2 separate regions of the Homo sapiens genome follow, and region 1 is linked to region 2. The links are chromatin contacts, found by Hi-C in ENCODE. All regions are on one chromosome and are shown on one strand. The core of a region is the stretch at or near the end of the contact, and the rest is flanking DNA. Distances in the headings are between cores, read along the strand shown.

Region 1 (6,061 bases), core at 3,079-5,578, 39 kb after region 2:
CTTCTAGAGGACAGCAAGAATAGATGCAATACTTAGAGACGTAACAAGCGACCCCAGGGATCCACTAGTGAAATAGGCCCACACATCCATTTTCAGCAAATACACCTATGAATTCCACAGCTTTTTGACATCATCCAGTCACTTACGCTTCTGTCCAATTCAATCAAAATGGTCAAATTAGTGATGCTTGTACGGAGTCCAATGTACCTTTCTACAATCTCTAAGAAGAATGGGATGCTTGTCCAAATGAGCGTCAGGAGATTCTATTCTAAAGGAAGAAAACATACTCATGGTGTGGCAAATAAAGTGCTTCCCCAATGGCAGGTTTGAGTATCACTAGCACCTCTCAGGTCCTCCTCTCTGAGATGGGATCACCCTGCGGCAAGTTGTTAGTAACTAATGAGCAATGAACAGGAAAGAAGATGGTGAAGAAAAATAAAACTCACTCTAAGTTTATGAAGAAAACTTCCTAAACTAAGTTACTTTTATCATTGAGGAACAATTCAATACCTCCCTTGCCCAAAGTGGAGCACTAAGCTCTTCGCACTGTTTATTTTATGTCGTCCACAAAACGATCCTATGAGGTATATACTATTCCCATTTTTCTCTTAGAGAAACTGAGGCTGAGAAATGGGCTACTTTGAATAAGCACCCAGTCAACAATACTTGCTCACCATTTCTTTAGTTTTTAGATAACTTTAAAAATAGTTAGAAGCATATAAATTGTAAAATTAGCACAGAGACTTCTCACTTGACAGAGACGTTGTTGGTTGTTACAATTGTGGGGGTGGGGTTATAATACTGGTATTCAGCGAGTAGATGCCTGGAATATTGCTAAACACTCTAGAATACTTTGGTAGCCCTTACAGAAAAGAATTATCTAGCTCAAAATGTCAATAGTGCCAAGGTTGGGAAAACTTGGTTTAGAGAACTATAGGTCTCATGGCAAATCATTTCTCACTTGATCATATCAGCATCATTTAAACCAGGGAATTCAAACTAAAATATCCACATTGCCAGCCAGGCAGTGGTCAAGAGTGCAGCAGACCCAGGTACACGGTAGAGAACTAGAAAGCTAGGAGCCTTTACCAATGGATCCAAGTTTGTGCTCTAGGGCAACAATTGCCCGCAATGTCCTCCCGAACAGGTCAGCCCTCTGGCTTTGCCTACATTTCCAAGTCTGGCTTCTAGGGAAAATCTGATGACCCAGCAAAGTTGGCCTATGCTTCATCATGGCAAGCCCCACTTGAGTGAGCAGTAGCTTCTCCCTTTGGGCAGGGAATGTGCTTTCTGGTTCTACACACTCTACCTAGTCTGCTGCACTCTTGACCACTGCCTGGCTGGCCGCTGTAGATATTTGAGTTTGAATTCCCTGGTTTAAATGGTGCTGATACGATCAAGTGAGAAGTGATTTGCCACGAGGCTTATGGTTCTCTAAAGCAGGTTTTCCCAACCTTGGCACTATTGACATTTTGAGCTAGATGATTCTTTTCTGTAAGGGCTACCAAAGTATTCTAAGGTGTTTAGCAATATCTGTGGCCTCTGTTCACTAGATACCAGTATTGTAATCCCACCCTGACAATTATGACAACCAACAATGTCTCTCAATATTGTCAAATGTCTCTTGGGGGACAAAATCATCCTCGGTTGAGAATCTTCTCCTTGGAACACACTATTCTTGAGTCTCAAAACACTTAAAAATAGTCAAGCAAATAGAGTCTCTATTTGAGTAAACAGCATTGTACCAATGTCAGTTTCCCGGTTTTGAAAATGCATTACAGATATGCATAACATTTTGTGCATTGGAGAAGGCTGGTACAAGGGAAGTCTCTGTGCTATTTTTACAATTTATATGCCTCGAACTATTTTTAAAGTTATTTAAAAATTAAAGAAAAGGTGAAAAAAATGAATAAATGAATGTGTGCTGAAATGTACACTTCTTTCTCATTTTTAATAGAGTGTATTTGATTTCCTTGAGGGTAGTAAACCTCACAGGTTATAGCTCTCTATCCCAGGTGCTTAGTATAGAAAACCTTCAGGAAATATTTGAAGTGTTTTAAGGTAATTTAAGAGCAGCTCAGAAGACAGGAACTCATGGATATGTATTGACCACTTAGTAATCTCTTGAAAGAAAAGAAGTTACCTTTCTCCATAAAGCAATAAGCAAAAGAAGACGACTAAGGAGAAAATAAAAAGAACAAGGAAGAAATTTGGATTCCTGAACTCATTTGATCTATTTAACAAAGGGAAGCACATTTTAAAGTTGAGAAAGAAAGAAAAATGGAAGGAAGGAAGGAAGGAAGGAGTAGGGAGGAGATATGGAAAGAAGGAAGAAGGAAGCGAAGGGAAGGGAAAGGAAAAAAAGGGAAGGAAAGGGAGGAGGGAGGGAAGGAAGGGGGAAGGAAGGAGAGAGAGAAACAGAGGAAAGCTGAAAGGGAAAAGAAGTTATTCTTATAATGATTCTCTGTTATAAACACATTTTGAGCAGATTGTAAAAAGCAATTCAACAGAAATTAGATTACAAAGAGCACACAGTACGCTAAGTGTGACTGTATTATACAAACAGGGAATTAATTAGTTTAGAACATGGTTTTTCCATTAAGATCTGCAAACATGTGAGTCTTATTGGTGACAGTCTTGGGTCTTTCCCTTAAGGTCATGTGAGCCCTGGCAGCATGACGTTTCTAGGCTATGGTCCTGGCCCACTAGTATCCACTGCAATTAGTCACTTGATCTTTAGGCAGTGACACCTGGATTCGTGGGGGGAATTTCTACATCATTAGAAGAAAACTGCTTACTTCCATTTCAGCATTTGTTTAATCAGTGGACATAGGCAGTGACATTTCAGTTAGGCTGGTACAAAATGGTAATGGAACACTTCCTCATAGGTTTTTTGGTCAAATTTTCCCTCCAAAAATAAAGAAAATGGTTTTAATTTTACATTAATGCATTAAACCACTTACTAATAATTCTAATAATCAACAGCTAATAGATCTGTGGAGTGTTTCCATCACTCTGATAGCTTATTGGGCCATACTACAAATGTATTATTTTATTTTAATATGATCACATTGGATTTGATTTGCTTGGGCTGTTATAAAAAGGCTTCGTGGTAATCTCTGGTTGTAAATCATGGACACCTGGCAGTTTGTTGGGGTTTTTTTGCTCGTTTTTTTTTTTTTTTTTTGAGATGGAGTTTTGCTCTTGTCACCCAGGCTGGAGTGTAGTGGCGCGATCTCGGCTCAATGCAACCTCCGTCTCCCAGGTTCAAGCGATTCTCCTGCCTCAGCTTCCCGAGTAGCTGAGACTACAGGCGCCAACTACCACGTGTGGCTAATTTTTGTATTTTTAGTACAGACGGGGTTTCCCCATGTTGGCCAGGCTGGTCTCGAACTCCTGACCTCAGGTGATCCACCCACCTCGGCCTCCCAAAGTGCCGGGATTACAGGAGTCAGCCATCGCGCCTGGCCCTGGCAGTATTTTTTTTTAATGTACCTGTATTCAGATGAAAAGAGGCTAGAAAGATGTTTAAGAACTCCAAGCATTCTAAATACAAATAACATATGATGAAAACTTCAGATTTACAGTTGACAAGTTTGGCCAGAGCTGAGAGCATTCATAATATATTGTTTTATCTTTATCATAACCCTATGAGTTCAGTAATAGTTTTTCTATTTAACATAGTAGGACATTTAGCTTCAAAGAAGTGAAACAATTTGTTTAGTGTTGCACATATGAGAAAGAACTGTATTTCAACTCTGGTGTGAATTCAAACTTGAAGTCCATACGCTTTCCGTTTTCCACTGCTGCCTGTATGGACGCACGCACACGAACAGTACTGATACTGTGAAAGGAAAGTATGATGAAATTGAAGAACATAAGCAAAGGGGTGCCCATCCCTCAGGGCTGGTGCTGCCTGCTCTCTTCCTCACGGTTACCTAAAAATTCATCACGAGGAATCAAGGAATCCAGGAGAGGCACTTTCTATTACAACTCTGCTAGCAACTGGATTTCCATCACAAGTACCAACAAGGAAATACCCGTGCAAGCCTTCATAAGGCCCTCCAATCTCATGCCCGATTTCTTCCTACACAATAACCCCATGCCTGCCGCTCTTGTAATGAGAGCAGCTTTGCCACCCCCTAGTCCTCTCGTTTTAATTTCTGCTCTGTAGCATCCTTTATCACAAGGGAAGCACAGACTCAGCCATTCTCCCAGCATCTCTCCATTATCAAATACACTTCTTGTTCCCACTACTGGCTGCTTGGGGAGATGTTAACTGATTCCCTGGTTTAAATCTGCAGCACTTCAAAAGACTTTTCTGTCTTCACTAGCGCCAGTGCCTGGCACATGGCCACAGCCAGGAAGCTGAGGTTTGCTCTTGAGTCCCAATGCAATCATGCACTGTCTGCTTCTCGCTGCTCCCAAGTTCTGAAAGTGTTTTCAAAAATCCTCTGTGTTGCAAGAATGAAAATTGACTCAAGATAGCCAGAACCATCCAGCTGCTGAGAAAAACCTATCTGCAACAGAGCGATTAGAGAGGAACGTTTCTGCTGGAGGAAGGGCAGGACTTGAATAGCCAGCGAAGTCCTTCTGTGAAGAAGGAGAAGTGAGGAGGCCGGGATGACTTCTCCTCATTCCAGCATTTATTAGTCACTGACTCTGCACCACAGTAGGCTGTGGCAGTGCAGAGCTTCCACAAAGAAACACATGCTCCTGAACATCTGGCAGTGGACAAATCAACCACGCAACAAATATGATCCTGGAGGTGCCTGGGCAAGGGGCTGGAGACAACTGGAAGAGAGACACAATGCCTGTCCTCAAGGAGATGACTTCTTCAAAGAAAGAGAGGGCAGACAAATTCATCTTTATAATGGTTAAAGAGAAGCACGCCTGGCTTGCCTTGTGTTTGGCAGGGTGGGGGGCACGCATGCCTGCCCATTTGCGTGTGTCTCTAGTCAGTGTGAGGTTATGGCAGGAAAGGCAGGGTTGTCTTAAACAGGCTTTAACTGTAAGGATATGGGCACTGTACGCAATGAGAGTATCTCATACAACTAGACCAGCAGCCTGGAGGTTGGGGACATTCACACCACTTGAGCCCCTAGCATATTCCAAAGGGAGTGGGGCTTGGAGATCAGACTGCAAGATAAAAGTGCGACGGAGAGGAGGCAGGCCTCAATGCTGCAGGACTGGGCCTGGACTTGCTCTCTGCAGGGTTTCTTAATTTTCTGTTTAGAGAGTGGTCTGGTTAGTTCTGCATCTTAGAAAGGTCCCTCTGGCCACCATAGAAAAGCGGGATCAAAGCCAGTGAGACCTAAGGCAGAGGAGTCAGTGAAAGAGTCCAAAACAATTGTTCCAAAAAGAGGCCACTGGGGCCTGAGTATCGGGAGCACTGAGGCCCAGCTTTGCCCTCGTCAGTCCTGCAAGACACACTGATCAGTTAGATGGGAGACTAGAGGGGAGAGATGAACTGAGGGTGACTCCTGGTTTCTGTCTTAAATGTCAGGGAATAATAGCAGATAAAGAATGTATATGTGTGTTGCGGGTGGAGTGGGGCAAAGAGGATGCTAACTCTTCATGAATAGCCAGAAGATGAATTTAGAAGTCCCTGGATATGCCCATCACGAGCTTAGGTGAGATGTTAGGGATTCTAGGTCCAGATTTGGGAGACAGAAGAACGGACAAGGTTGCCCAGGATTTTGCAAAGGATAGAAACTCCAGGGAGCATATCTTCTCAAGTAGCAGAAGGCTCAAAAAATTTCAGTTATCTCAAAGGGGCAAATGTGCTGCAAGATGTAGAAGGCAGCAGAAGGCTGAATTGGGGACCTTCTTGACAGCCCTCTCTGCCCAAGGTCCTGTCAGGTCAGCTGAGCCTGCTTGTATGGCCCTTGAAGCTCAGTGATCAAATGAGCACAAAGGAGATAATAACTAACAGCTAGTTTATAAGGATGAAGAGAAATTTGCATACAGTATATACAAAGTGCTTAGTACATAACTGGTGCTTGAAAACAGGCATTATATTTTCGTGTGTGTGTGCGTGGTGTGTATGTGTGTGTGTGTG
Region 2 (5,556 bases), core at 2,542-5,041:
ATTAGTGGCTCCGTTTCCCAGGGCAGAAATCTGAGAATCAGAGAAGTTAAATAATAAGGCCGAAGTCACACAGCTAGTGGAGGAAAACTAGAATTCAGTTGTCAACTTTAAATTTTCAGTTTATTCCCTCCAGGCCCTTCTCAAATGTACAGGACTCAACACCAAGTTGATTTTTCGTAAGTCTCATCCTTGGTCAAATCTTAACCTTGCGGATTCTCAGACCGTATTGTGAATAATAGTTTCTTCTCCCTAAATAGCCTTTTAACCTCACCTCTAAGGGTGAAGAAGAGCTGCTAAAATAATTAAAATGATTCAGTCACAAGAGCCTGCCTGTTTCAAATGTTTTGAACAAACTTTTCTGTTCTGATCTCCCAGGGAAAGCCTCCACGTGATTTGCAAGCACCTTTAGAATAAGCTAAGCCACGTGGCTTTTAAGACAGTGCCTGGTTTAACAGCTAAACTTGCGGTGGAGGAGAGCTGACCACTTCCTATGCAACTGTGTGCAATTCTTATCAGGACAAGTCCAGCTGCTCTGGGCTAACTAGCTCCCCAAAAGTGATTCCCCCAGGCCCCAGCTAGGAGCAGCTAACATAAATGCAAAATGCACAACCCCTTCCCCCTTCACAGATAAAAGGCTGTGAAATATATAGGCCTCATTTTAATAGGGCCTCAGCTAGGTCTCTGTTTTTTGCACCCACAGCTAATTGAACGGGCAACTAGAGCAGACACAATTGGACACGTAGTTAAGGAACCACCTCACCACCTGGCTTGCACACATAATTAAATATTTGCACCTGCAATGGTAGTATGTGTGAAAGTTATCCCTGTAATTAGTTGTCGGGGTAGAAATACATGTAATTTTTAAAACCTTCTCTAATTCCAATAGTTATTTTTAAATAGATATTTTTTGTTGAAATAAAAGAACTCCTAACAAATTAGTGCTTTTAAAAGAAACTATTTCATATTGTGTTCTTTTCAGGTACTCCTCTAAAAATATAGCTTTCTACTGCTTCTATAGGCAACTGAATTGTAGGAGCATTGTTTGCATGTATTTTCAGTAGGTTTGGCATGTGATTAAGTCTACCTGCTTTTCATTCATTCATTTATGCATTTGCTCAATAAACACACTAAGTCCAGACTATGCCCTTGCTTTGAGGATACTAATATATTTAAAAGGGTACATCTGCCTACAGACTCATGAGTACGGGGTGAAATTTGGATTAATATTTTTATCAAATAATTACAATTTAATATTGTAAGTGTGTATCTCATACAAGAGATGAGGGTACATAGAAAAAAAATTTAACATAAAATTTTGAGTTGTTCCCCCTCTGTGGAACAATGGTATGTGTAAAGATTTTGACAATTACACAGGTTCTTTATTTGAGAAGATTCTACTGTTTCATTACCTGCAGATGTTGTTTAACAACATGAAAGAGTTGCCTATTTTTGACATGCTGTGTAACATATAACAATAAAAGATTTTAGTAAATAAGCATATTGCCGTACTATAGGACATGAAATGCCTCTTAGCACTGATGGGAAATAAAGTCCCTCTGCCTCTCCCCCAGGAGAGATAACACGCCAACGTTTTGGCAAACGCTTTCAGTACAGATGCATATTGTGTGTCTTTATCCATAATGGACACTTGTACTTTAATTTTTATCCCCCACATCCCTTCTATTATTGAAATGCTGAAACAAAATGTCCGCAGCTTTGAGAGTAAATCCGCAGCATTTAGATTTCACATGGATTGCTCCTCTTTTCTTCACTTTGTATTTGAACTGATGATTTCTTACCTCTAAGGACACGCTGTTTTGGCCACCACTTATCTTGTCTCCTGATAAGCTGGCCCATTTAGGGTTGTCCTAGAAAGGCTTTTTCAGTCCCGAATCTTATGATTATCACACACTGTGGAATTTTGATCTAAACATTGTGAGTGTTCAGAATATCGAAAAGTCACCAAGAAGCCCCACTCTCTCCAACAAGATGACCTGCAAGGGCGGCTTGATAGGAAAGCTGAGCCCAGCTCTCAGAGAATAAGCAGGGGTGTGGGGGCAGCCTGGGAGTTGGGATCAGCCTCTAGACCTTGAAGTGCAGCAGCTGTGCGTTGTCTTTGAGGCTGAGGATCAAGCAGAGAATATGAGATAGGCAAACGTTGGCTTAAACTTTCTTCTCTCTTTGATTGTCCTTGGACATCTGCCTCATCTCCTGTCAAGAATGTTTGGCAGCTGTTAGCTCAGAATAACACAGTTCTGCTGCCCCAGCCGCTACCCCAGTCTTCTAATACTTTAAGCCAACTAGTCTCCGTTATATGCCTGGCCTGATACACAACTATGCTAATGCCTTGAGCTAACTAGCTTTCTATCAAGCCATGGAAAACACAGGGAGAGAGTCTTTGGTTTATTTTCCTCACGTGCTAATTGGCTTTAATTGTTGGCCAATTGGATTTCAAGTTCAGAAAAGACTGGACTACACAAAGACAAGTGTTAACTTAAGACCGTGGGAGAAGCAAGCCAGCCCTTTTGGTCTTTAATGTAGTAGACTTTATGCAGATGCACATGTCTCCCGGCCGTGGGGGTCCAGGGGAGAATGCTGTGGGACCATCATGATGGTTTCTTAAAATCCGTAATTTTCCCCATAGGCCAAATACCAAGCACGGGGACCACCTAACCAGAAGTTGGGGGTGAATATATTTAGCATTTTTAGCACCCATTATACCTCATGTTTTTATTGTAATGACCTTCTCTCTGTCACTAAGAAACTATCATTGTGAGAAGAGAAAGTGCTGAGTTGCAAATATTTAAAATGGACATGTTTGTATCTAATCTGGGAGACTAATATGCCATGATAATAAAAATGTAGATTTATTTCACCCACAGTCCTAATGTCACATTCATGGGTATTCATGTACGGCAAAACAGAAGTGTCAGAACTGGTCCCCTGAATACCTGTGCTTTTCAAATAAAGTACAAACAAGTCACAGTAGTCAACTACAAGGGGCATCAGGACACTATATTATTAATAGCTTTGAATTATTTCCAATAATGGTCATAGGTTCGTTCTGGGGGCTGCTGTGACTTAGAATTGCCATCGATATGGGATGATATTACAGAATGGTGACTTACTGCCCATTCTCCCAAAGTGTCCCTCCAAGAGATTACCCCAGTGCTAATTCCCCAAATTCTCTTTTTCTATATTGGGCCTGAAATGTATCTACAAACACAAATGGTTCTACTGCTTTGATGGAATTGACCAGTCAGTCAGTCTAACACCTGTCAATTCGGTCACAGGGTTTTTGACATTTTTGACTGAATTGACCAGGTGCTAGACTAAACCCACCGGTTGATTTCATCAAAAATTGTCAAACCAGTTTTGTGATTGGACAAAGCCAGAATCAACACCCTCACTGGTATTCCTCCCTGTGCCTTGTTAACACCCTTGTTTCCTCATTTTTCTGGCTCTAGATGCCAAAACACCTTGAATTTACATATATCCATATGTACCTGTATATGTGAGGATCTCTTCTAATTAACCATTGTTAAATTTGTAATTTATAAATGGTATAGTGCATAGTAAATCATCCCTTTGTATAGCTCTAGTTCCAAATAAGATAATTTAATCACCTATTAATTTATTTCACTAGCACTTTTCATTTCTAGCCCTGACATAATAGAGAGTGTGGTAAGTGCAGAATCATCACTGCTTGGCAGGCCAGACAAATGATTCCAGGCTATGTGAAGTAGCTTCTGGAGAAAGCTTTTCTCTCTTCCACTGCCCTAAGACTTACCAAGTTCAGAAATAATTTTTTATGACCATTAGTCATTGCCTATCACCACCCTCCTCACTTCCCACAGGAATTTAAGAAGCGGGAGAGGAAACTCTGTCTATTTTATCCCCTGATCACTTCCGCATGCCTAGAATTGTGGCAGCACATTACATCTAGACCCTCGGCCATGGTTCTCAGAGATTTCTGGACTAGCAATGCTTATTATAATGGGTTAGGTCTGGAAGGCGCATGCTGGAATGTCTCCTTTCTCTCAACATTCTCAGCACTTTCCACCCAGCTGACTTGAATCATTTAGTCTACCCCACATTACATTTATGATGTTATCTTATCCTTTATTCATAGACTATAAATTCCCAGCAAAGGGATAGTACTGTGGTATAGTTCATCCTATGCCAACCACAGCACCTTATAAATAGTAGACAAGAAGAAACATCTATAGGCTTAAGAACATAGTCATTGATAAGTGAAAGAGCAGTATTCACTACTAACGATCAATGCAGCACATAGGATTCACCATAGAATAACTCCTAACACTTTATTGAATAACCCATATCCTTCTCAGGCAATCCAGTGTGGATGGGTCCAGTGAGAAAAAGGAACTGGCCAACATGAGATTAGAAAGGAGGCATAGTGTAATTCAGCGATGGGTTTAATTAGAACCCTAGACTTAGCATCCTTCACTGGCCGTAAGCAAAATGTTCTCAGAAACACGTCTGCAGCACGGTGGCTCATGCCTGTAATACCAGCACTTCGGGAGGCCGAGGTGGGCAGATAGCTTGAGCTCAGGAGTTCAAGACCAGCCTGGGCAACATGGCAAAACCCCATCTCTACAAACAAATACAAAAAAATTTAGCCAGGTGTGGTGGCACATACCTGTAGTCCCAGTTACTCGGGAGGCTGAGGTGGGAGGATCATTTGAGCCTGGGAGGCAGAGGTTGCAGTGAGTCGTGACTGTGGCACTGCACACAAGTCTGGGTGACAGAGTGAGACCCTGTCTCAAAAAAAAAAAGAAAAAAAGAAAAGAAACATACCTCAGTGTAATCACACACTCCCCAAAAGAAACCCAGGTTGTTTGAAAATGCACAGCATCTCTGACAAAGTAAGCACAGGGCAACTCCACCTGCAAAGCAGCCAATTCTCCGGAAGAGCGTTTGATGATCTCTTTCAGAGGATGATTGCTTTCCCCTCCCCCTCTCTGCACCCTGTCTGATTGTATCATTCCACAAGTCACCTGCAGATAGAGAGCTGGACACACTCACCACATCATTTTGATACTCCTCATGAGCTATAGACACAGCATTTCTAGTCTTTTCACAAGATCTGACACCTCTGTTTGTCACCCTCATTTTCCTTGAAGAGTGAAACCCTTCTGAAGAGCTAAATGATATTACGTGTGACACTTGGACAGAACATCAGTTTATGGCCCAGAAAACCATCCTCATTAGGTAAAATATGATCATTACCTCAAGCCTTGGGAAGATCTCCACTTGTATTTTCTCTTTCCAGTGGCTACCAAAAGCCAAAGTCATTACCTTTTTCTTCTTTTTTTATTTTCTTTCTTTCTTTTTGTTTTGAGACAAGATCTCACTCTATTGCATATGCTGGGGTGCAGTAGTGTGGTCACTCCTCACTGCAGCCTTGACCTCCCAGTTACAAGTGATCCTCCCACCTCAGTTTCCAAAGTAGCTAGGACTACACGTGTGCACCACCATGCCTGGCTAAATTTTCTGTTTTTGTAGAGACAAGGTTTTACCATGTTGCCCAGG

The links. Hi-C counts contacts between places; a loop is a spot of excess contacts on that map. Pooled maps may share reads with other maps.
Region 1: a loop to region 2 is called in a map with no recorded cell type, with 2.0 times the contacts of the local background. The contact joins two enhancer-like sites. A Hi-C loop is called at or near these places in 1 of 168 maps with a recorded cell type or tissue (mesothelial cell of epicardium), 3 of 37 single-sample maps with no recorded cell type and 5 of 50 pooled maps.

Annotation. Positions count from the first base shown.
Region 1 is chr15:95,967,848-95,973,908 of GRCh38, forward strand. No RefSeq gene overlaps it. Among named protein-coding and RNA genes, the nearest start is that of NR2F2-AS1, 360 kb to the right of the region's middle. Within about 2 kb of position 4,329, at least 4 of the 41 ENCODE cell types and tissues checked have a DNase peak (open chromatin) inside an H3K27ac peak, as active enhancers do.
Region 2 is chr15:95,929,025-95,934,580 of GRCh38, forward strand. No RefSeq gene overlaps it. Among named protein-coding and RNA genes, the nearest start is that of NR2F2-AS1, 400 kb to the right of the region's middle. RefSeq lists a cis regulatory region at 2,010-2,123. Within about 2 kb of position 3,792, at least 3 of the 41 ENCODE cell types and tissues checked have a DNase peak (open chromatin) inside an H3K27ac peak, as active enhancers do.